Linked DNA regions of Mus musculus: regions 1 and 2 are each linked to region 3. The links are chromatin loops, found by intact Hi-C in ENCODE. Cell type or tissue: heart. All regions are shown on one strand.

Evidence for each region. Hi-C counts contacts between places; a loop is a spot of excess contacts. Peaks named below come from ENCODE experiments on the same cell type or tissue, not always from the same donor. Only the 100,000 strongest peaks of a DNase experiment are listed, where the experiment ranks them.
Region 1: it touches region 3 in a loop (4-fold over the local background); 11 of 42 quality-filtered maps call a loop at or near these places.
Region 2: it touches region 3 in a loop (2.4-fold over the local background); 2 of 42 quality-filtered maps call a loop at or near these places.

The regions. Positions count from the first base shown.
Region 1 is chr9:121,237,464-121,245,463 of GRCm38, forward strand. It overlaps Ulk4 (unc-51-like kinase 4), which reads right to left. Exons shown (of 37, transcript NM_177589.3): 17 at 6,903-6,981. Among named protein-coding and RNA genes, the nearest start is that of Gm34735, 29 kb to the right of the region's middle. In heart, a CTCF peak has its summit at 3,021 (motif pointing left); a DNase peak (open chromatin) is centred at 2,958; H3K27me3 peaks cover 782 bases.
Region 2 is chr9:121,212,334-121,220,333 of GRCm38, forward strand. All of the region lies in intron 17 of Ulk4 (unc-51-like kinase 4), which reads right to left. Among named protein-coding and RNA genes, the nearest start is that of Gm34735, 54 kb to the right of the region's middle. In heart, CTCF peaks have their summits at 200 (motif pointing left), 2,429 (motif pointing left) and 3,440 (motif pointing right); a DNase peak (open chromatin) is centred at 3,458; H3K27me3 peaks cover 355 bases.
Region 3 is chr9:120,577,955-120,585,954 of GRCm38, forward strand. It overlaps 5830454E08Rik (RIKEN cDNA 5830454E08 gene), which reads left to right. Exons shown (of 1, transcript NR_073359.1): 1 at 1-119. Among named protein-coding and RNA genes, the nearest start is that of 5830454E08Rik, 4.6 kb to the left of the region's middle. In heart, a CTCF peak has its summit at 4,806 (motif pointing right); DNase peaks (open chromatin) are centred at 4,397 and 4,817; H3K4me3 peaks cover 1,911 bases; H3K27ac peaks cover 1,841 bases.

The sequences.
Region 1 (8,000 bases), 660 kb after region 3:
AGAAGGAGCAGCAGGGAGACAGGAGAAAAAGCAGCAGGGAAACAGTAGGAGCAGCTGGGAGACAGAGGAGAAGGAGCAGCTGGGAGACAGAGGAGAAGGAACAGCAGGGAGACAGTGGAGTAGCAGTGAGACCGGAGAAGAAGCAGCAGGGAAACAGTAGGAGCAGCAGGGAGACAGAGGAGAAGCAGCAGCTGGGAGACAGAGGATAAGGAACAGCAGGGAGACAGTGGAGAAGCAGGGAGACAGGAGAAGAAGCAGCAGGGAAACAGTAGGAGCAGCTGGGAGACAGAGGAGAAGGAGCAGCTGGGAGACAGAGGAGAAGGAGCAGCAGGGAGACAGGAGAAAAAGCAGCAGGGAAACAGTAGGAGCAGCTGGGAGACAGAGGAGAAGGAGCAGCTGGGAGACAGAGGAGAAGGAACAGCAGGGAGACAGAGGAGAAGCAGGGAGACAGGAGAAGAAGCAGCAGGGAAATAGTAGGAGCAGCAGGGAGACAGAGGAGAAGCAGGGAGACAGGAGAAGAAGCAGCAGGGAAACAGTAGGAGCAGCAGGGAGACAGAGGAGAAGCAGGGAGACAGGAGAAGAAGCAGCAGGGAAACAGTAGGAGCAGCAGGGAGACAGAGGAGAAGCAGCAGCTGGAAGACAGAGGAGAAGGAACAGCAGGGAGACAGTGGAGAAGCAGGGAGACCGGAGAAGAAGCAGCAGGGAAACAGTAGGAGCAGCAGGGAGACAGAGGAGAAGCAGCAGCTGGGAGACAGAGGAGAAGGAGCAGCAGGGAGACAGAGGAGAAGCAGGGAGACAGGAGAAGAAGCAGCAGGGAAAGTGTAGGAGCAGCAGGGAGACAGAGGAGAAGCAGGGAGACAGGAGAAGAAGCAGCAGGGAAACAGTAGGAGCAGCAGGGAGACAGAAGAGAAGCAGCAGCTGGGAGACAGAGGAGAAGGAGCAGCAGGGAGACAGAGGAGAAGCAGGGAGACAGGAGAAGAAGCAGCAGGGAAACAGTAGGAGCAGCAGGGAGACAGGAGAAGAAGCAGCAAGGAAACAGAAGGAGCAGCAGGGAGACAGAGGAGAAACAGCAGCTGGGAGACAGAGGAGAAGGAGCAGCAGGGAGACAGAGGAGAAGCAGGGAGACAGGAGAAGAAGCAGCAGCGAAACAGTAGGAGCAGCAGGGAGACAGAGGAGAAGCAGCAGCTGGGAGACAGAGGAGAAGCAGCAGCTGGGAGACAGAGGAGAAGCAGGGAGACAGGAGAAGAAGCAGCAGGGAAACAGTAGGAGCAGCAGGGAGACAGAGGAGAAGCAGGGAGACAGGAGAAGCAGCAGCAGGGAAACAGTAGGAGCAGCAGGGAGACAGAGGAGAAGCAGCAGCTGGGAGACAGAGGAGAAGGAGCAGCAGGGAGACAGAGGAGAAGCAGGGAGACAGGAGAAGAAGCAGCAGGGAAACAGTAGGAGCAGCAGGGAGACAGAGGAGAAGCAGCAGCTGGGAGACAGAGGAGAAGGAGCAGCAGGGAGACAGAGGAGAAGCAGGGAGACAGGAGAAGAAGCCGCAGGGAAACAGTAGGAGCAGCAGGGAGACAGAGGAGAAGCAGCAGCTGGGAGACAGAGGAGAAGGAGCAGCAGGGAGACAGCAGCTGGAAGACAGAGGAGAAGGAGCAGCAGGGAGACAGGAGAAGAAGCAGCAGGGAAACAGTAGGAGCAGCAGGGAGACAGAGGAGAAGCAGCAGCTGGGAGACAGAGGAGAAGGAACAGCAGGGAGACAGAGGAGAAGCAGGGAGACAGGAGAAGAAGCAGCAGGGAAACAGTAGGAGCAGCAGGGAGACAGAGGAGAAGCAGCAGCTGGGAGACAGAGGAGAAGGAACAGCAGGGAGACAGTGGAGAAGCAGGGAGACCGGAGAAGAAGCAGCAGGGAAACAGTAGGAGCAGCAGGGAGACAGAGGAGAAGCAGCAGCTGGGAGACAGAGGAGAAGGAGCAGCAGGGAGACAGAGGAGAAGCAGGGAGACAGGAGAAGAAGCAGCAGGGAAAGTGTAGGAGCAGCAGGGAGACAGAGGAGAAGCAGCAGCTGGGAGACAGAGGAGAAGGACCAGCAGGGAGACAAAGGAGAAGCAGGGAGACAGAGGAGAAGCAGCAGCAGGGAGAAGGGATCAAAGGTTGGCCAAGAACTGACCATGACTGAGAGAACAGCGCCAGCCTACACACCTGACTCTTATGTTTGACATCTTCCAGTGTAGAAAAACGTCAGTGAAAGGGTTAGCCTGGGCCGTTGGTTTAGAGGCTCACAGTCACATACATTTTCAGCATCCTAAGGCATCCACTGCTTTCCTGGGACTAAACCCATGGAAGGCACCCCAGGACTGAGAGCTGTTACACATGAGACCCCCAAGGACTCACCCTGTCAGCATATTAAACAGTTGTATTCTGAGGAAATTCAATTAAAACACCAAAGAAAAATGCTCGTACATTCACAGTGGAAGCTCGGCCAGCGCTGTGCTGGCAGCAAAGATGAGGTAAGAGGAAGCCAGGTAGGTCAGAGCGAGTTCTAGAGACCTGACCCAGGAGTTCTAAGTCTGAGGTCCAGCAGCAGCATCCCCACAAATCACACCAGCCGCCGTCTGCCCTTTTCTAGAAAGGCCGCCAGGAATTAACCTTCAAATGGAAACTGTGACCAGTGCAACTGCCAGATGATACTGAGGAGAAACTTCCAGACACTGTGAGAAGACAAAACCCGTACCTGTAGCCGGGCGTGGTGGTGTACACCTTTAATCCCAGCACTTGGGAGGCAGAGGCAGGCGGATTTCTGAGTTCGAGGCCAGCCTGGTCTACAGAGTGAGTTCCAGGACAGCCAGGGCTATACAGAGAAACCCTGTCTCCAAAAACCAAAAACCAAAAAAAAAAAAAAAAAAAAAAAAAAAAACCAAAACAAAAACAAACAAACACCCCGTACCTGTGCCTGCCAAGCCAGAGGCCACCAGGCTGAAGACAGACTGCCAAATCTACCACGTTTTCTTCAGTGTTTGACTGCCACCTAGTGGCTATTGAAATTGACATAGCCAATTTCTTATAACAAAAGTATTTTAAAGTACATGAAAGAAATAAAATTTAAAATGTACACAGAACCTGGCATAATGGCACAAATCTTTAATCCCTGCACTTGGAAGGAGAAGGCAGGCAGATCTCTGTGAGTTCGAGGCCAGCCTCGTCTACATAGAAGCTCCAGGTGAGCCAGGGATACATAGAGAGACTGTCTTTTTTTTTTTTTTTAAAGTACAGGTACACACACACACACACACACACACACACACACACACAATTCACAATTTCTTTCTGTCAAGTTCAGGACTATAATCAGACAAGTTAACTTTGTCATGTTATTAAAGCTGTGTCTCTTGGATATTGTAATCATCTAAAAATTACAGCACAAAGACCCTCCCATGAACACTACCATTCTGAGCCTGTGAAAGTAGAGAGCAAGAGAGCCTTAGAAACAGCTCCTTAGGGAAGCTGTTCCCTAGAAACAGCTGATCTGCAGGGCACATGGCAGGTCAGGAGCACTGAGGTTTCCTGGGTTGTCTCTGACAACTGGGGACAGCTGTGTCACAGTGACCAGGTATGGAGTGTGCTCAGCCTGACCTTGTAACACATTGTAACTGCATACAGTATTTTTTATTTTTGCCAAAGTTGTAAAATATGGGGGGAGGAGAGACAGCTCAATGAGAAAATTATCTGCTACACAAGGGTGTGGACCCGAGATCAGATCCATAACACCCACATAAGAGTTAAACACAGTCACGCATTTCTGCGACCCTAGCACTGGAGGTACAAAGTCAGGCTTGGGTCCTGTCTTAGGTAGGGTGGCCAATGCTGTGAAGAGACCCCATGGCCAAGTGACTCTTATAAAGGAAAACATTTAATTGAGGCTGGCTTATAGTTTCTGATGTTTAGTTCGCTATTGTCATGGCAGGAAACATGGCAGTTTCCGGGCAGACTTGGGGCTGGAGGAGTAGAGAGGTAGGTCTATATCTTGATCCTAAGGCAGCCAGGAGGAGACCATCTTCCACACTGGGCGGAGCCTGAGCATAGAAGGCCTCAAAGCCCACGTACATAGGGACACACTTCCTCCAGTAAGGCCACACCTCCTGATAGTGCCACTCTCTATGGCCAAGCATTCAAACACATGAATCTATGGGGCCAAACCTATTCAAACCCCCACAGGTATAAACTCCCAAGCTACTGGCCAACCGGTCCAGACAGTCAGTGAGAGACCCCCGTCTGCGAAGGTAAGGTAGGGCGGGACAGTGGAAGATACAGGACATCAACCCCTGGCCCTTACACACACACACATGTGTACATAACATGTACATGTACAAACACATACACTACACACAAAAATAAAGTTGTAAAACAGGAAGTGAGAAAAACAGTGTTTCCCAGGTCCCTGCATCTCATCCTAATAAACGCAGAAAAGCAAAGCTGCAGAGCTGAAGGAGGAGGAGCCTGGGGCGCAGCCTGCACCTCGGGGGCGTGGCCTAAGCCTGGGGGAGTGGCCACAGTGTGGCCCAGGAACTGATGGCCAAGGGCTTCTCATAGGCAATGGCAAGAGCAAGCACTGAGATGACAAGCCACGTGTATGGAGGAGGAGTGAGGCAAGCCCATCACAGGGGTGATGATGGCCAGGTCCCAGGTGACTCAAGATGTTCCCTGAACAGACCCCAGGGAATCCCTTCAGTGGGGAACTTCTGATAACCAAGACCCAGGAAGTCCCTAGCACAAGACTCCATGGGAATAAAGGAAGCTTCCTAGTTTCCCCCAATCATGTCACAAGGGGGTCCTCGTCTTCAGATTCCTGTGACATCTACCTGCAGACATCTCAAAGGGGAACTGAGATGTGAGGACGGACCTGGCTGCGGCATCTGTCACCTCACTGATGGCTAGGGTTGATTTGGCTGACCTGGCTGGCAAGGAGGGTGCCCCCTTCCCCTTCCTCCCTCCTGAAGCCTCTGTCAAAGGAGAGGACCTTCCCCATAGAAAAGGACCAGGCTTCAGGCAAGTGTGTGGATAGCTGAGCTCCCAGATGGAACCCTGAAACAAGCTCTCTAGAGGAGCTGGGCCTGTGGGCAAGAGCAGCCACAGCCTCTGGGCACTCCTCGGTACCCAGATGGGTCACTTCATGGTTCTGCCCACTCATGTCCATGACGAGCACTACCCACGAGCTTCACTCCAGCCCAGACTGTGGCTTGTTCTTGTCAGTGCTGCTGGTGCCTCGTGGAGTGAGCATCCCCACTCTATCCATTCTGATAAGTGTGAGGTTGGTACAGACAACACTGCAGGTACACATGCCTCCACAGGCCACGAGTGCACGTGCCTTCACATGCCACGAGGGACCCAGAGCAGGGGGATAGCAGACAGAGGCTATGGGATCGCAGGGAAAGATGTCTTCAGCCCTGGGAGAAATAGCAGGTCTTCCAGAACAGCCACACCCACTTGCATTCCCACCAGCAGTCCGTGGGAGCCACTGCTCCCCAGTGCTCCCCGCAACATTTATAGTTGTGTGGAGTTTTGAGTTCCCACAACATGGTGACTACTGGGCACATCATTCTGGCTTTCATTTGCAGGTCTGTGATGATACAGTAGTTTGAATATTAAACATAGAATTCGGGCTGGTGAGATGGCTCAGTGGGTAAGAGCACCCGACTGCTCTTCCGAAGGTCCGGAGTTCAAATCCCAGCAACCACATGGTGGCTCACAACCATCTGTAACAAGATCTGACACCCTCTTCTGGAGTGTCTGAAGACAGCTACAGTGTACTTACATATAATAAATAAATAAATCTTTAATAAAAACAAAAAAAACAAAAAACAGAATTCATTCTGCCAGCCTTTGCTTTCAAATATTATCATAGCAATTAGCAAATCTGTCAACAGTCATCAAAGTGCAACCAGGAAACAAGGCTAGGTATGGGTATGTCTGTGTAGGTGAGCGATGGCTAGCCTAGGTTGTCCACCTAGCTGGATCTGGTACAAATTATGATATGAGCCTCGAGGAAGATCCGTGAGGGTCTCTCTCAATTAACTGTAGGAAGATCCACCTTAATGACATCTTCCCCAGGCAGCCCAGCCACGAGGCCCTCAAAAAAGCGTTTACTTTTTGCCTGCTCATCCCCATGACCTGCCGGTTCATCCACCCTGTTGCTGCTGCTGCCACCATCCTGGGCTCACATCAGCCACTCTGAGCCTGCCCTGACTGTTAAGTTACATCACAGACTGCACACAGCCGGGGTGTGCACATGGTGGTGACATTCACTGCACAGGCAGAGAGTCGCTGGGTAGCCACATAAGTTCCTTTCTTCTTCCCATTTTCAGTTCTTTGAGAAAAGGTCTCACTATGTAGCCTTGGTTGGCCTGGAGCTCCTGTGTAGACCAGGTCTGCCCTGCTGGGATGAAAGGCACCACCACACCCAGCAAAACCCTTGCTAATGCCAGTGCGTGCCTAGCACGTGTGGACCCTCAGTGAGACTCCCAGCACCAAAATAAGGCAGGGGAGGGTGACGCTGATTCCAAAAAAGGTCTTCAGGACAGAGAACCTCCAAGCACAGGGCTCACCTGTCAGGGAACTGCTGTCCCGGGACAAGTGGGGAAATAGTGAATTCAGTGTGAAAACCCAGAAGGAACCAACTTAAGTACAAGCCGGGCTTTAAAGCTGTCTGGGTCTCTGCGGCTTCCAAGAGGCCAAACTCCACATGAAGCTGAACTGTAAGTTAGAGCCCACAGAGGGTCCCAAGGGCCACGTCTTATAACTGCACAATTCCCCCAAATCAAAATTAAGTGGAGACCAATGAAAGCTGAGTGTGCTAAGTTATAAAATCAGAAGCAATCTTTCCTGCCATATATAACATATCAGTAATGAAAGAAATCACCTCGATAACAGGCACATTTTCCTGAAGTTCGGTTGTGTGCAAGGCCAGCATGCCGACCACCCGAGCAACCTTGGACCGTCTAGAGAGAGAGAAACACGGGCATCAGTCATCACTACCAGCCACTACGTACTGATGACCTGAGTCAGCTGTAAGATGGGGAAGTGGGGCTGGCAAGAGGGCTCAATGGGTAAAGGAGCTTGCCACCAAGTGTGATGACCTGAGTTCAACCCTGGAACCCACACGGTGGAAGGAGAGAACTGACGCCTGAAGGTTGTTCTCGGACCTCCACATGCACACTGGAGCATGCACACGCACACTCGCATACATAAACTATGACAGTGCCGGCCCCGTGCAGGGAAACTCCCTGTCACGTACACACAGGACACGAATCACAGTGTCGAAGTTTAGACAGTTTGTGATTTTTAAAAACCTGGAGAATATAAATTATTAATCTTATGAACGCCTTTCTCTTTGGCTGAAATTTTCTCCTTTATTTTATTTTATATGTATCTGTGCTTTGCCTGCACGCAGGCATGTGCACGCAGGCACACCGTGCTCATGGAGGGTAGAAGAGGGCGTCTGACTCCCTGGAACTGGAGTTACAGCTGGTTCAATCCCCAAGGCCTCTGTGAGAACTGCTGGTGCTTTTGTAACCACCGAGCCATCTCTCCAGCCTCTATTCTTCTATTTTAATAAACACTAGCTTTAATGAGGTGGCTCTGATGACCTCACTGGACATTGATAAATTACTAAGTAGTGCTTCAGAGTGACTTGAAAAACGTCATGTAGAAAAGTCATGTTGATAAAACTTTCATTGGGAAAAAAAGACACAAAGGTAGGATGGGAACTAAGGGTTTGAGGGTGAAGGGGAGATAGTGGGGGGGGGGGAGGATAAGAGTGGGGAGAGAACAATGAAGGGGGTATGAGCAAAGTACATTACACATCTATGAAATTGTGAAATAATAAACAAAATTTGAAAACCTTTTTCTCATTGAAAACTAACATGGTAAGGAGTGAGATCCAAACTCTCATTGGTCTTGATTTCTTGATTAAAAAAAAAACCTTTATAGGATTCAAGTGAGGAAACAAGTGAGACTC
Region 2 (8,000 bases), 630 kb after region 3:
ATATATGTATATATATATATATATATATACATATAAAAGGCAAGGAAAGGGACTGAAGAGGTGACTCAGTGGTTAAAGGAGAGCTGGTTAAAAGCACTGGCTGTTCTTCCAGAGGACAGGAATTAAATTCCCAGCATCCACATGGCAGCTCACAACTGTCTGTAAGAGCAGCCCCAGGGAGATCTGGCGCCCTCTTCTGTCCTCTTCATGCACTGCAAGCACATGGTGTATATGCATATATACAGCAAAACAGCCCAACACATAAAACAGTCAGTTCTTTTTTTAAAAAGGAACAAATGGAGGGCGTGAATGGACAGTAACAAGGAGGAAAACATGTTCCTATTAACGGAGGTACAATCACAAAGCAGAGTAGAGAGGTGAGATGGGTGAGCCGCTCTCACACCTGCCTGCCTGCACGTCACGTGACCCCTGAAGGGGCCCTCTGCGCTCATGCCACACGGGCTCACACACATACAGGAAAGAAGGCGATGTCAGAGCCCAGCTGCTGCCCTGGCCACAGCACTTCCCCTCACAGACAGACAGCACAGGCTCCTACTGAGACAACACCAAGGGGCACTGGTGGCCACACATGCTGCCTCCAGCCCCCTTTTCCCTACCTGGAAATCTGAGAGCCCCGCAGCAGGCTTGTGCTATCAAGCCTCCCCACCCTCAGAACCAGATGGGAAGAGACCCACTCTGTCATGTGGGTCCTAATTCCTCTCCTCAAAGCCACAGCTATGTCTCTGGTGCTAGGGCTAAACTGTTCTCAGAGTGTCAACACACTGCTGTCTGTCTGCCTGTCTGTCTGTCTGTCTGCCCATGCCATTAATAACTTCTAATAAACTCCAAACCCCCAGCAGTCTGTCTCAGGGTCCTCTTGAATTCACATCTGAGACCACATAGCAAAATAAATAATAAAAACACCTTTTGAACACTGTGTAGTGCTGAACCTTGCCATGTAAATGAAGAGACTGGCTGTGTTGAAATCCCTTTGCCCATTTCCAGGCAAAATAATTTAAATGTCCTCCTATTGGGATTATTTAATGTTAGATAAATCTGATAGACTCATGACAGAGCTGGTAAAAAGAAAAAAGAAAAAGAAAAAAAAAGAAAGAAGTTTCAAAGACCAAAATGGGGCAGACAGACAGAGAGAGAAAAAATAGGAAACCAGGCAACTTAGCACACACAGCAAGCTTTAACTCAGGTGAATGGTGGTGAATCTTGGTGACTGACTTTGAAATGGCTTCTGAAAGGGAACCAGAGACAAACCCCAGGGCTTGTCCTTAGTGTGCTATCAAATGGACCGTCCACATCAAGATGTCCATAAGAAAAGGGCCAGTGTGTAAGAGAGGGCACCAAGAAACAAGGGCTCTTCGGTGTTAAAGGAAACAGTGAGGAAATGTCCGTCTGTCTGCTGTCTGTCATCGTCCCTCCCCACCCCCCTGAGAATATAACCAAACAGGAGTCAACAGCAAATGCACATGCACACTTAGAACCTCTCCCTCCATGACCGGGACTGAGCCAGGGACAAGGGACAGTGAGGCTGGCCGGTTCCTGGGGTCAGAGGCTCAGATCTCCAGAGCCTCCCTCAGCCCACATGGGAGTCACCAAAAATTCACAAAACCACATCCTGTCTTAAGGTGTGATAATGTGCACTGTAGCCAGCTGTCTGGTGATCCCGGGCTCCTAGGGCACTGTGCTGGGCTCATTTGGCCCACGTAGTAGGACCATGAGTTTTCAAATCTGTAAGTGCCTGCATCTACTTCCAAGGAGTCTGTCCTAGTCTGGGAACATCCTTGACAGAATTGTTCTGAGTACCCAGAACTCTAACAAGCCACCAAAGTGAAGAAACACTGGCCTGGAAGTTGAGGCAGCTGGAAATGCTGGGCTGCCCCTGGGTGCAGCCTTCTGTGCCACCCTCAGACGCATCCTACAGAAGTGGGCCTGGGGGGCACCAGCCTGAAGGGCTCTGAAGGGCCCAGCCTTTTCAGGCCAGAGATGAAGTGGGAGATACTGACAGTAAACTTCCCGGTTGCCTCCCTGTCAGGTCTCCTGCTGTGCCTACCCAGAAGGACCCTGGATTGTCTGGTCACACACAGGACACCAATCTGTCCCATTGTGTTGGTGATGCTCTGCTAGCTGCACCTGAGCCGGACTCTGCCACATGGCAGACAGTGAGAGGCAGACCTTGAAAAGGCTCATGTTGTGTGGCACTGGCAGTAACCTCAAGAGACCCACAGTATGGAGTACACAAGAATCTTCCTTCCAAATAAAGGGAGGTGGCTGGAGAGATGGCTCAGTGGTTAAAAACACTTGTTGCTTTTGCAGAGGACCCAGGTTTGGTTCTCAGCACCCACATCAGGTGGCTCATAGCTACCTGTAACTCCAGTCCATGGAATCTGATGCCCTCTTCTGGCCTAAGATGGCATTGCATGCAGGTGGTCCACATACAAACAGGGAGATGAACACACAAATAAAACTAAATAACAAAAAAATTTAAAGTAAAAGAACTTATTGCACCATGTACTGCCTACCACAATACGGATGTCCAACCCTTTGGGTTTTGGAGACCCCACCCCATCCGCCTGCTGATCACTGATGAGTGCCAAGATGCTACTAGAACTGACTTCCGACAAGGGATATATTGCATATGGCCTGTGGAGAGTTCTAATGTCAGGAGCCAGCCCAGGCCTTGTCAATCATCCTTCCACAGCCCTTCTCCATGTGGCAATCAGAAGCAAGCTGCATGGTTGACACTGGGATAAAATGAAATGCAGCAATGCACTGGCCGTTACTATTATGTATAATATATAATGGTATATATACTGTTACATAACAAGGGGCAGGGTGCAGCATATAATATGTAATGGTATATATACTGTTACATAACAAGGGACAGGGTGCAGCATATAATATGTAATGGTATAAATACTGTTGTATAACATGGGGCAGGGTGCAGCATGTAATATATAATAGTATATACACTGTTATATAACATGGGGCAAGGTGCAGCAGTGACCTCTGCACAGCTGGAATGGTGTGGGAGTCCAGGACACAGCTCATAAGCATGCCACTCACCTCAAGTGCCCAGGAACTGGGTCGATCCAAGCACCAATTACAGATAATTGTTTTTCAAAAATAATGTATTCATAAAACCAAGCCAAGCAGAGTACCTCTCTGCCTGTGTGCATGGAGGTTGCATCTTGGCTAACCTCCCACAAGGGGGCCCTCAAAGACCATGGAGAGAGGAATCCTTGAGACCCACAACCTTGGAATAACACACATATATTACATTAGACAGAAATGGACTGTGGGACAGAGCCGTGCCAGTGGGTCAGAAGCTTACAGCAGACCTGCATTTGAATATTTAAATAGACAGCAAATGGAAGCAGGGTGGATGGAGCTCTTCAATGAGAACACATTGTCCAGACTCCAGTGCTTCCCCTGAGTGGCCACCAGAGGGCAGGCGTGGTCATGAGGAGCCTGGGCTGCCTCTGTGAGATGGGAAACAAGTCTGTGCTCAGCAGCACTGGCCTCTCTGCTCATGCTCCCTGGAAACTGCCTCTGTTGAGTGTCTAACTGACACTCAAGAGCCAAGGCCACCAAGAGCAGAGGCCACCCAGAACCTCTGGGGCTCCACTGGGCCAGCAGGTAGCAGGCTAATGACATCAGAGCCCTCTGTTGCTGGAGGGAACAAATGGATCAGACAACTGTGCTGGTAGAGTTTAAGCCAGTTCTGTCATCCAGATGGCCATCTCCACTATTCCCATCCCACCACACCCCCCAATGGACCAGGAAGTAATTGCAATCCACCTCCACGCAGCCCCCAGCGGCCCTCAGTGCACTGCCCTGGCAGGTCAGTCTCATTCCCACCGCACCATGGCTGGGAGGCTCTGACTAAGATGGTCCCCTTCAGGAACGTTTGCTTCCTGGCTTCTCCCTTATCAGCCCGAGAGCCACAGAAAGGGAAGGGTGGTGTCCACCTGCACCTGCGCCGCGTCCGGCCTTTCTTGCTAGGAACACTTGCTCCATGCACTCCGCCTAACTGAGAATGGGTTCCTTTGCTTTGAATGACTGAGGTTTTTCACAACTCCCCAAAGTATTGGTTTTACCATTTTAATTTCAGTTAGCTCTCCTCAAGTCAAAGAGGACTGGCAAGATGGCTCAGCGGCTACTAGGTCTGATGAGCTGCACTAGATCCCCAGTAGTGGAGAGAGCTAACTCCAGCAAGTTTTCCTCTGACCTCCATACCTGTGAACCCACACAGATACACACATGCACGTGTGTGCACATACATGCGTGTGTGCATGTGTGTGTGTCTGTGTGCATGTGTGTGTGTGCGCGTGCATGCGTGTGAAAATGTTGGAGTCCCCAAGGACAACGTATCCATGTGTCATGTCCACACTGCAGGCCTGGCCTCTGGTCCCCCCTTCCTGACCACACATGGAGCCTCACACCCTGCAGAGCCCAGCAGGGAGCCATTTCTACTGCTGCATCGGCTGCCTTATGCCAGGGCAGGACCCTGTGGCCAAAAAAGACACAGAACCTTCTGCCTTTCCTCCCCCTCTCCCCAGACACGGAACCTTCTGCCTTTCCTCCCTCTCTCCCCAGACACGGAACCTTCTGCCTTTCCTCCCCCTCTCCCCAGACACAGAACCTTCTGCCTTTCCTCCCTCGCTCCCCAGACACGGAACCTTCTGCCTTTCCTCCCTCTCTCCCCAGACATGGAACCGTCGGCCTTTCCTCCCCCTCTCCCCAGACATGGAACCGTCGACCTTTCCTCCCCCTCTCCCCAGACACGGAACCGTCGGCCTTTCCTCCCTCTCTCCCCAGCACACAGAGAACTTGAGGAGGATGGAGGGAAATCTATTGCCTCACCCAGATTCCAGGCTGCCACAGGGCTGTGGAGAGCCCTACGGGGGTATAAATGATACGTATTTATTTTACATCTATTTACTATATATCAGGGGTGCACATACAAGTGCAAGTGTACAAGTGTACAAGTGGGGGCCAAAGGACAACTTTCAGGAATCAGCTCTCTCTTTCCACTACACGGGTCCTGGGCATTAAACTCGGGTTGTCAGTCTTGGTAGCAAGCACCTCTTCCTGCTCAGCCATCTTGCCTACCCCAGTGATACTCGTGGGAACAGCACACACCTGCTCATCCGAGAAATGTTTCTCAATGAAGCCAAGTTAACTTTGTCATGTTATTAAAGCTGGGTCTCTTGGATATTGTAATCATCTAAAAATTACAGCACAAAGACCCTCACATGAATACTACAATTCTGAGCCTATGAAAATAGAGAGCAAGAGAGCCTTATTACCCACTTGTTAGCATATTCTTAAAGACTGGACCTTCAACTCTCCCTCAAACAGTGGCACTACAAAAGAGGCTTGTTTTAAATTGCATTTTTTTTTCTGCTTCAGGAACCTGCTCTTACAGTGCCTGGGCAGATCCTTCAATCCCCAAGTCTCTCTCTGCATTTCTTCATCTAATAGAGCATTGAATACAATGGCTGGCGAGGCTCTGGAGACACTGCATTCAGACTCCCACGCCTTCCGATGCTCTGAGAACGGAGTCCAGGTGCCCGCCTGCCCAAGCAACCGTGGACAGCAGAGTCGGGCAGAGCCACAAACACAGGAGAGGAACTCACGGTTCACGTGAGAAGTTAGAAAGTGCATCCTGTAAAAATTACCTGCTGTGAGATATTTAGCAAAAAGTGACTCTGGATGTGGCAGTCCCCCGGTGACAGGAACACTGGGGCTCAACACAGACAGACCAAGAATGTTTGTGTACATAAACAAAAATGTGATGATTCAATTCTTACTTATCATTTCCCAGAAAATCCAAAAAGAAGGTCAGAAGTCTCATGAGTATTGAAATTAATATATGCACACATGCATTAGAAACGTTCCTGTCCATGTTCCTGAGACCTTTCACACGATAAAGTGTCTGTTTAGCCCTGCTCTCGCTTGCCCATCAGACCCTGTGGCTGAAGACACTGCACACACGGGTCATAGGCCATGAAGAAATCAGACTGGTGCTGATTGGGACACTTCCTCCTGCTATGTCGCTCTCATGGTACTGAGAAGTACCACACAGGCCGCTGGGGAGGAGGTGGACACAATCTCACCCAGCTGGGCACACTTGGACTGTAATAACCGGCATGGTGAGCTACACCCATGAGTGCAACCAACCGCCCTCTCATTGGCTTCCAGGCCTGATCCCTCACACAGAGGAAATTACACGCCTACCTCTGCATGGCTGGACAAGAACCCGAAGTGGGGAGCTCACAGGCCCTTAGAGGGAGCCTGCTACTATTAGTTTGCTAATGGACACAGGGCCCAATTGCCTTCTAAATACTTAACTCTAGCTGTGCATTAGTGCGGCTCTTGTTCTCAATCCTTAACGCTGTAGCCATGCGCATTAGTGCGGCTCTTGACCGCTCTTGCCTTCACTGGAGAAGCTTCTTTGTGCAGTGGGCGGTGCTAAATTCCGAGGCTCACGATTGGCCAAAGTGGAGAAGGCATGTGACTGTGAAGTATTCCACCCAAAATAGCTGCTGCATCATCCCACACCCCAACACACTAAGGCTCATGGTGGAGGACAGGACGGGGAGTTTGTAAGAGCCAGGAACGAAACAGGACAGAAAGGAACAGGACTCTCTCATGGACTCACAGCACCTGTGCCTGTCCGCACAGGGCCAAGCCTGTTAGCATTCTGGCTTGGAGCGGGAGGCAGCCCCTACCCCACAACTCACAAAATGTCCTTTATGGAACTTGGGGGGTGGGGAAGAAAGCTGAGGCAGAAAGCTATGACACTCTCAAAGAACTAATGAAATACATTATTGTCTGTTTAGTTCACACTTTTTTGGGCTTCAATACCTTTGTGTCCTGACCCCACCAGATTCACTGAAATATGATTAACTAATTGCACACATTTTCAACAGAAAATAAACAAAAGCTTGTTAACTAGAAAAAAAAATCCAAGAACAAGTTCACTGAAATTAGCCACATCAGGGGCTGTAAACAATCACATCCGAGGTCAGGCTACAAGCCAGGCCTATGCCAGGAACCTTCAGGCCAACATGTAAGGTCCACTGTGACTTTTGAGAATTTTCTTCCCTTTCTTGTGCATTTTTAGTCTTTTTGTCACATTTAGCCTGCACTTCCAAATGTCTTTTTTTGGTTTTACTGTAGGGAGATGTTAGGAGATTTATATAGCTACACTGCTATAATTAGAAAAATAAATTATAATCAAAATATCTATAATAATAAATGCTATATAGAAAAACTGTAGAGGAAACCAGGTTCATGCATATATATGAAGTGCAGGTATCCCCAAAAGTGTGACACCACTCAGGCCCCAAAGGAGTATGAGGCAGGAAATTAGGTGGATCTGTGCAAAGAGAAGGTGGGGCCCAAGCATGGGTTAAGAGAAGGCTCGGCGCTTGAACACAGCCACTGCTCTTGTAAAAGCTTCAGGTTTGGCCCCCACTACCCACACCAAGTGCCTCACAACCACCCGCAGTGCCAGCCCCAGGAGACCCAAAGGCCTCTTCTGACCTGCAAGGACAACTCTACTCAGACACAGATACACAAAAACACATACATAAAAATAATATTACATAAATCATAACTATGAGTAAACTAATATTATTTATTATTTTCTTAAAAATATTCCAGCAAGAAAGAAAGTCAGAACAAAGAAAAAGAGGAGAGAAGGAACAGCCAGGAGACAGGGGAGAAGCAGAGGGAGACAGAGAAGAAAGAGCAGCTAGGAGAAGCAGCAGCTGGGAGACAGAGGAGAAGGAGCAGCTGGGAGACAGAGGAGAAGCAGCAGCAGGGAGACAGAGGAGAAGCAGCAGCTGGGAGACAGAGGAGAAGGAGCAGCAGGGAGACAGAGGAGAAGCAGGGAGACAGGAGAAGAAGCAGCAGGGAAAGTGTAGGAGCAGCAGGGAGACAGAGGAGAAGCAGGGAGACAGGAGAAGAAGCAGCAG
Region 3 (8,000 bases):
CCCTGCGGAGTATTTCACAACCTCCTATCACTCCAGGTTCTTCCAGGGATCTCTGGGAGTACCTGAGTTTGTGTGGCGGACATTGACCACATTCATCCATTAAAACAAACTAAAACGTGTTGAAGAGTTTGCTTCATTCATTGTGGTCGTATTGTCAAGAGACCAGTATTCAGTGTGCGAATTTTCTTTCACTTCCCATACACTTATTTGTGTGTGTATACAGACGTGTGTGCCACAGAGGGTGTGTGGAGGTCACATGACTACCTTCAAGCATCAACTCTTCCACCGTGTGGGTTCAAGAGATGGAACCCAGGTAGTCAGGCTATGCAGCAAGTAACTTTACTCACTGAACCTTCTGGAGGAGGGGAGGGGCTGAGAACGAGGTTTGCTGTGACCTGAGGCTTGTGAGTGCCTTCCACAGACACTTTTGAGAGTTGAGTCTTCTTTTTTGAACTCTTGTCATGCGAACACACACACCATGTTTACACCTGAGGTGGCCTCGTTACCACACGGGTGGAAAAACCTTGGACTTGTTACGCACTTGATTTAAATCAGTTTTTTGGTCACTAAACTCAGAAGATGTTTGCTGTTGCTTTTGTGACTCACATTTAGTTCTGTGACTCCATTGGGGTCAGACCCATAGTTATAAAGATGTTCTTTCTAGGAAGCCAGAACACGCAAACTCTTTGAAGAGAGCTGGCTTTCTCGAGAGACAGGGACATATGGTTTGTAAAGCACTGACTTTTCAGAGCTCAGGTGCTCTACACGGTGTTTGGTGCTGGGAACCTGAAAAGAAGCTAGGGAGGAACAAATGGGGTTGATTCCCTACACTGCAGATGGGTGGAGTCAGGGTGAATGACAGCCAACACATCCCGGTGTTGGTGGAACCGTGGTCATGGCACGTAAACAAATCAAGTTGGTGCTGACTTCCTGCCCGCCTGTTGTCATGGTAACAGAGGGTCATGTGCAGGTTTCTGGGGGGTGGGGAGGTCAGGGTGGATTTACCAACAATCTTCAGCTGTGAACACCAAGCTATAGTAATGACCAGCTTGGCAAAATATTGTCCATGGTGCAACAGTGGGCTGATGTTGCGTGGGGAAACCAACTGCTTTCTGATTGGCTTTGAGGTTCTTCCCACAGAAGGAAACACATGCCTAGTACCACATGACCCACAGGTGGGTGTTTATAGGGCCCAGGGGGTGACCCCAACCAGGGGGTCAAACTGCCCTCTAAATTATTTATCTCTATAGACAGATTAGTGCAACGCTCAGACTGCATCAGAGGTCCTTTCTGCAGGGGACAGTGGTTAATGCTGAAGTTCACAACAGGCCAAACTGCAGGGAATAAGTGTGCTCAGCCACAAATGGTCATCTCAGTCACACTCAAGATTGGGACCATCATGGAGGAGTGTGGAAAGATTGTAAGAACCAGAGATCAGGGAGGAGTCTCTCACCCTGAAGAGAGTTTTGGACACAACAGAGCCTTTGCAGTCATGATCCCACAGTAGCTGTGGTGGCCTGCATATAACCTACATGAGGTCTCAAGCTGGTCTGCATTCTAGCATGGAGGAGGGAGGGGCTCAGGAGCTCCAGACCCCTAGCTGAGGAGCCACGGACAGTTGGTGCTCTCTCAGGGAGGGAGTATCAGTTTCTTGAAGGCTGTGGCCCCTGGTAGTCAACCACACCATGAACATATGACCAGTACAGATTGGGCGTGGAGATGCACACACATGACAAGACATGGGGGTCGGGTGGGGGTTGAAGGGTGGGTGTGGGAGGAGTTAGGGAAGGATCGGGAAGTGAATATTATCAAAATACTTGGTATGCATGTATGAAATTCTCAAAGAATTAATAGAAAATGCATTTTACTTAGAAAAGCCAAGTGGCACAGGAGTACACGAGGATGATCATTCCTTGAAGGGCAATCTGTAAATCCAGGAATATATTCCTTTCTGGTTGCTATGGTTACCAGGAAGAGAGTATTGCCTGGGTATTAGGCTGTAGATTGGAACGGCAGTGAGAGACCCCAGACCGTGTGGGTGGCACAGAGCTGGGGCTGCACATTTGAAAACGGGAACATTGGTGCATTGGTTTCTGGCTGTGGTGCTGGCTGCGATTCATGAGGGCTGGGGATTGTGGACTCCTCAGAAGCTCAGAGCTCCTCCTGTCTCGCTCAAGCTTGATCGGGAGTTTGCTGATTCAGTGGATGGTGACCTTTGAGGATGTGGCTGTGTACTTCACACAGAGTCAGTGGAACAGCCTGCAGCCTGCACACAACAGGGTCTGTACAGATATGATGATGGAGAACTATGGCCACAGGTGCCTCCTCAGGGATTCTGGGAACTCTCGAGATCTTGGGGTTGGATGCCTGTAGGAAGGACTCAGCTCCCCAACTTGGGAGGATGATTAAGTTGCTGGGCATTCCTGGTAATTGTGGTATCTACCTGCGTGTCACTTACTCCACGGAAGGGTGTGGCTCTGTTTTGGCATGTCAAGGAGATCTCTGTCTCTCCTTCCTTGGGTAGAGAGTTGGTGTCCACCATTGTGGAAGTGCTCCCCAAGGGGAGCACCTGAACGAGCATCCTTCCCAAGGGAGATTCCTCTTGAGAGGCCCAGGCCCAGGTCCTATCTCCCTGGCTGTATCATGGAGTCCAGGTTAGACCCCCAATGCTGCTCTATCTTCTGAAGTCCCCATCTCTCTCCGTCAGGCCTGAAGGAAGGTGGGCTGATAGAGGTCTCTGGAACCCACTGGCAAATGTCCTCAACTTGTCTTCCCTCCTTTTCTTCTCTAGTTGAATGTCTGTCTCACAAACCTGTTCTGGTCTCCCAGCTGCAGAGAGAAGTGCCCTGGGCCGCAGAGTGTCCAAGAGGCTGCAGTCCTGGTGAGCCCCGAAGCTCTGTAGAAAGGTGTTCGAGTTGCTCTAGGGAAGGAGTCTCACCTGGGTGTGGAGGAGCTGCTTCACGTGCAGTTCCCAAAGGCGGCCGCCTCCTAGGTACTCCCCGAGTCAGCTTTGTCCTCACAGCCTCTTACAACTCCTTATGTCTTCTGAAGCATGGAGCAGGCCTGGGCTCCAGCAGGGTCAAGGATGGTGCTCCTTGGTGACCCAGCTGACATTGGTCACAGGCATGAATTTAATGTTTAGGCCATAAGTGGTGGAAAAAGTGACTTTGTTTTAAAACTTCCACCTGCCATACTATCTAGATCTACGTTGTGTTTGTCACAGATGAGACTGTAGAGGACAGGCAGCGGGTGTCATCCTACCCCCCCCCCCTGCACACTCACTGTCCTCCTACCCTTCCACCTGCACAGTCACCCTCCTCCTACCCCCCCCCCCCCCGATCTACAAAGTGAGGCCCAGGATATTCAAGGCTATACAGAGAAACCCTTTCTCAAAACAACAACCACCACCACCACTACCACATGTCTGGGCAATGCCAGAGGCCAGAAGGAGCCAGATGCCTCCAGGAATGTAGTCACAGGCAGTTGTGAGCTACTGACGCTGCCAGGAACTGAACTTGGGTCCTCTGGAGGAACCACAGGTGCCTTTACCCACTGAACTATCTCCCCAGCCCCTCTCATTATCTTCTTTCAGATCTTGTAGTCATTTCAAAGGTATGTCTCAAAATCACTCTGCAAGGAAAATTATTTATCAGGCTCCGCTTTCCTCCTAGGCACTAGCTAAGGCCTCTCATCTTGTGCTTGCATTGCTTAGATACTGAGTCTTGGACCAAGGGCGGAAGAACTCCCTTTCAGTCAGGAAGCCTCTTTTGTTGTTGTTGTTGTTGTTGTTGTTGTTGTTGGTTTGTTTGTTTGTTTGTTTGTTTGTTTGTTTGTTTTGAGACAGGGTTTCTCTGTGTAGCCCTGGCTGTCCTGGAACTCACTCTGTAGACCAGGCTGGCCTCGAACTCAGAAATCCGCCTGCCTCTGCCTCCCGAGTGCTGGGATTAAAGGCGTGTGCCACCACACCCAGCAGTCAGGAAGCCTCTTAAGAGATAGCACCCCGCAGAGTCCCTAGTGGGGCGGTGCTCCGAAATGATTCTCAACACTTTGACTGTGAGAACCGGACAGCAAGGAAGACATTCAGTTCCAGTCCGAATCTGATCCTTCCAGGATCCAGGTCTGACGTTCTAAGTATGTAAAGAATGCGGGGAGGGGGGTGCGGGGGGGGGGGAGGCTCAGCTACAACTCGATGCTGCTGCGTAACCAGATGAGTCACATTGGGAGAAAAAGTCCTTCGAATGTAAAGGGTGCCGCAAAGCCTTCAGGTCCAGCCACGACTGGAAGGATCACCTACAAGTGCAGGCAGTGCAGGAAAGATCTGAGTTCTAGCGGGGCCTTAACCCAGGACTGGATGATAGACACCAGAGAGAAGCCCTACGTCTGCAAGGAGAGCCTTAGGGCCTTCCGGAGGGGCGTGGCCTTCCTCCAGCACCAGATTGTTCACTCTGCGGAGAAGCTGTGTGAATGCAAGAAGTGCCGGAGAGCTTTCAGATGGTACAGGAGTTTTCTCCAGCACCTCAAACTGTACCTGGTGGAGATGGAGCTGACTCAGGGTGATCCCCAGGGACTCCCTCCACCTCAGCTCAGATTCCTCTGCAGGAGCCGCGAGCCCCTCCTGCAGCTGTGCCTCTTCCCCCCTTTCCTCCAGCTGTGCTGGTTGGTTCCTGGGCTGCATTTGAAATACCCTCTTCATCTGCCCAGTTAGCGCGTGTGTCTCCCAGGGCCGTGCTCCCACAGTGAAGACTTTCACGGTTGTCAGTTCTTCTCGGCCTTCCCCCTGCAGCTTTAGCTTAGCACTTCCTCGAGCTCCTTCTCACCAGTAGGTGGCACCACGTGAACACACATTAATGAATTCGCTTACAGACTGTAGGTGGAGAACAGAACACTGCGGTCTCTGCACACTGACAGCAGCGGCTGTGTCGGCTAGGCTTGGGAGCTGCAAGGTCAGTTAGGGAATCACTTGTCCTGCCTGGCCTGTTGTAATTAAAAAGAAACGACCTGGGGCCAGTGACATAGCACTTGCCACCAAGCCATACACCCTGAGTTCTGTGCCCTGGGATCCCACAGTAGGAGAGAACCAACTCTCACAAGTTACGGCTGACTTCAAATGGCAGATGGGTTCCTTGGCAAAAATGCACCCCTCCACGTGCGCGTGCGCGTGCGCGCGCGCGCGCACACACACACACACGGGCACACACACACACACACACACACACGGGCACACAATAAACAGGAAGAAGCGTGTTGCCAGAAATGTAATACCTGCAGGAGAACTGGAGCGAGCTTCTGATCATGCATTTTAGAACTTAATGGCAGATTCTTTTTTTTTTCTTCAAGTTTTCTCAGATTTGGAGTGTGTGTGTGTATATATATATATGCCACACACATGCAGGTGCCCTCAGAGGCCAGAAATGAGTGTCAAATCTGCTGGCCCCAAAGTTACAGATAGTTGTGAACAGTCTGGTTGTGGGTGTTGGGCACTGAACAGGGGTCTGCAGTAAGAGCAGCAAGTGCTTTTAACTTCTGAGCCACCTCACCTGGTGTAGCAATGACTGAGGGGCAGGGGCGGGAGGAGTTGGCACCACTGACTGTAGGGGGTGCTACTGCTGTTGGAGATAGGGGATGCTGGTATGACTGATTATTCCAGAATGGTGATGTGCTGTTTCTGTCAGAGCTTGTTGAGGACCACCGCAGTGCAAATGCTTGAATGATATAGCAGTGAGAAGTCACTGTGTGCGTTACACCTGTGGTAGCTAGTGTGCACAGTCACATCTTTACACAGAAAGGCTTTCCTTTTTAGTTTTACCCTTTATTCTAGCTGTAGAATATCTTAGCTTTTTTTTGTTGTTGTTTTGTTTTGTTTTTTGTTTTTTGTTTTTTTTCGAGTCAGGGTTTCTCTGTGTAGCCCTGGCTATCTTGGAACTCACTCTGTAGACCAGGCTGGCCTTGAACCCAGAATGCGCCTGCCTCTGCCTCTCAAGTGCTGGGATTACAGATTCCTTTACAGATGGTTGTGAGCCACCATGTGGCTACTGGGAATTGAACTCAGGACCTCTGGCAGACCAGTTAGTGCTCTTACCTGCTGACACATCTCTCCAGCCACTCTTAGTCTTTACTGTATCTCTTGTGTGAACTTTTGCAGGAGTTTGGTGGAAACCTGGGGGAGAATGGGCAACTGTACAAAGCAACACTGGACGAAATCCAAGTTCAAAATGGGAGTTTGGAAATGCAGTGGGTGGTGGCATGAGTCCATAGGGTTGCTGGACATTAATGAAGTGGGGTTTGATTTGTTCTTGGTAATAACCTTGAAGGGAAGCCTGTGCTACTGTGGACAGGGCCCTGGAAAGTGGTGACTGGAAAAAGGATGCCGTGTGCGTGTTACAGTAGCCTTCCTGTACACTGGTGGATCAGTCCATGATGATCGGTTTGGTTGTTTTGTTTTGTTTTGTTTTGTTTCTCCTAGGGACAGTGTTTCTCTGTGTAACCCACCTGAGTCTCTGGTGGGAGGAGTGTGCCACCATCCCAGGCTTGCCTACGGGTTCTTTACTCTCATTCATATCTAGACACTTGTCAGAAGCAGTGGATATAGAAACCTTTACATTTGTGTATTTAAGATTTGCTAAGTTTCTGGTATGCTTGCAAAAAAACAACAACAAAAAGTAGTTTTCTGATGTAATTCTGTTTTAGGGTGTCTGTGAATATCACAGACACCCCTTGGGGAGATTTATTCTTTTTTTTTTTTTTTTTTTTTTTTTTTTTTGAGACAGGGTTTCTCTGTGTATCTCTGGCTGTCCTGAAACTCACTTTGTAGACCAGGCTGGCCTTGAACTCAGAAATCCTCCTGCCTCTGCCTCTTGAGGGCTGGGATTAAAGGCATGCGCTAGCACGCCCTTCGAGGATTATTCTTGATAAGGGACATGGGTGTGGCCCCTGGCAGTTTGTAATATGTCTTGGCTTCCATCTCTCCCTTTGGAGCCCACAGATATCCCCAGTCCTACTTGGAGCCCTTCAGACAGACCCCTTATGGGCAGGCACACAGTCTCCGTGCAGCCGTAGTAGCCACTGGAAACACAGCAGAGCTTTCTCTGATGTCTGTTGTGGTCATCTACTTGTAAGTCTTCGGCTGACTCTGCTGGTGTAGCCCTAGGCAGCTCAGGTTGAACTTTGCTACTGATTTTCCAAAGTCCCCGGTGCTGAGGCTTCCCGCAGAACTGGATGGACAGTGTCCCCAGAAGGGGAATTTTCAGATGCTACACAAGTAAGTGAGTGGCAGAGGGGGCTGGTGAGATGGCTCAGTGGGTAAAGGAGCCTGCTGTTATGTCTGATGGGCAGAGTTCCATCCCTGGGATCCATGTGATGGAAAGAGACAACTCGCCTCCACAAGTTGGCTTTCTCTCACACATACACACACACACGCACACACATATACATGCACATGCACGCATACATACACATGCACACGCACACACACACACTCATACATGCACACACACATCCACACACATATACATGCACATGCACGCATACATACACATGCACACGCACACACACACACTCATACATGCACACACACATCCACACACATATACATGCACATGCACGCATACATACACATGCACACGCACACACACACACACACGCATACATGCACACACACATCCACACACATATACATGCACATGCACGCATACATACACATGCACACGCGCACACATACACACACACAAGCACACACGCTTTAGAAATAAAATGGGTGGGCAGTGGTGGTGCACGCCTTTAATCCCAGCACTTGGGAGGCAGAGGCAGGCACATTTCTGGGTTTGAGGCCAGCCTGGCCTACAAAGTGAGTTCCAGGACAGCCAGGGCTACACAGAGAAACCCTGCTTCAAAAAAAAGAAAGTATTTATTTTATTTATATGAGTACACTGTAGCTGTCTTCAGACACACCAGAAGAGGGCATCAGATCCCATTACAGATGTGAGTCACCAACCACATCGGCG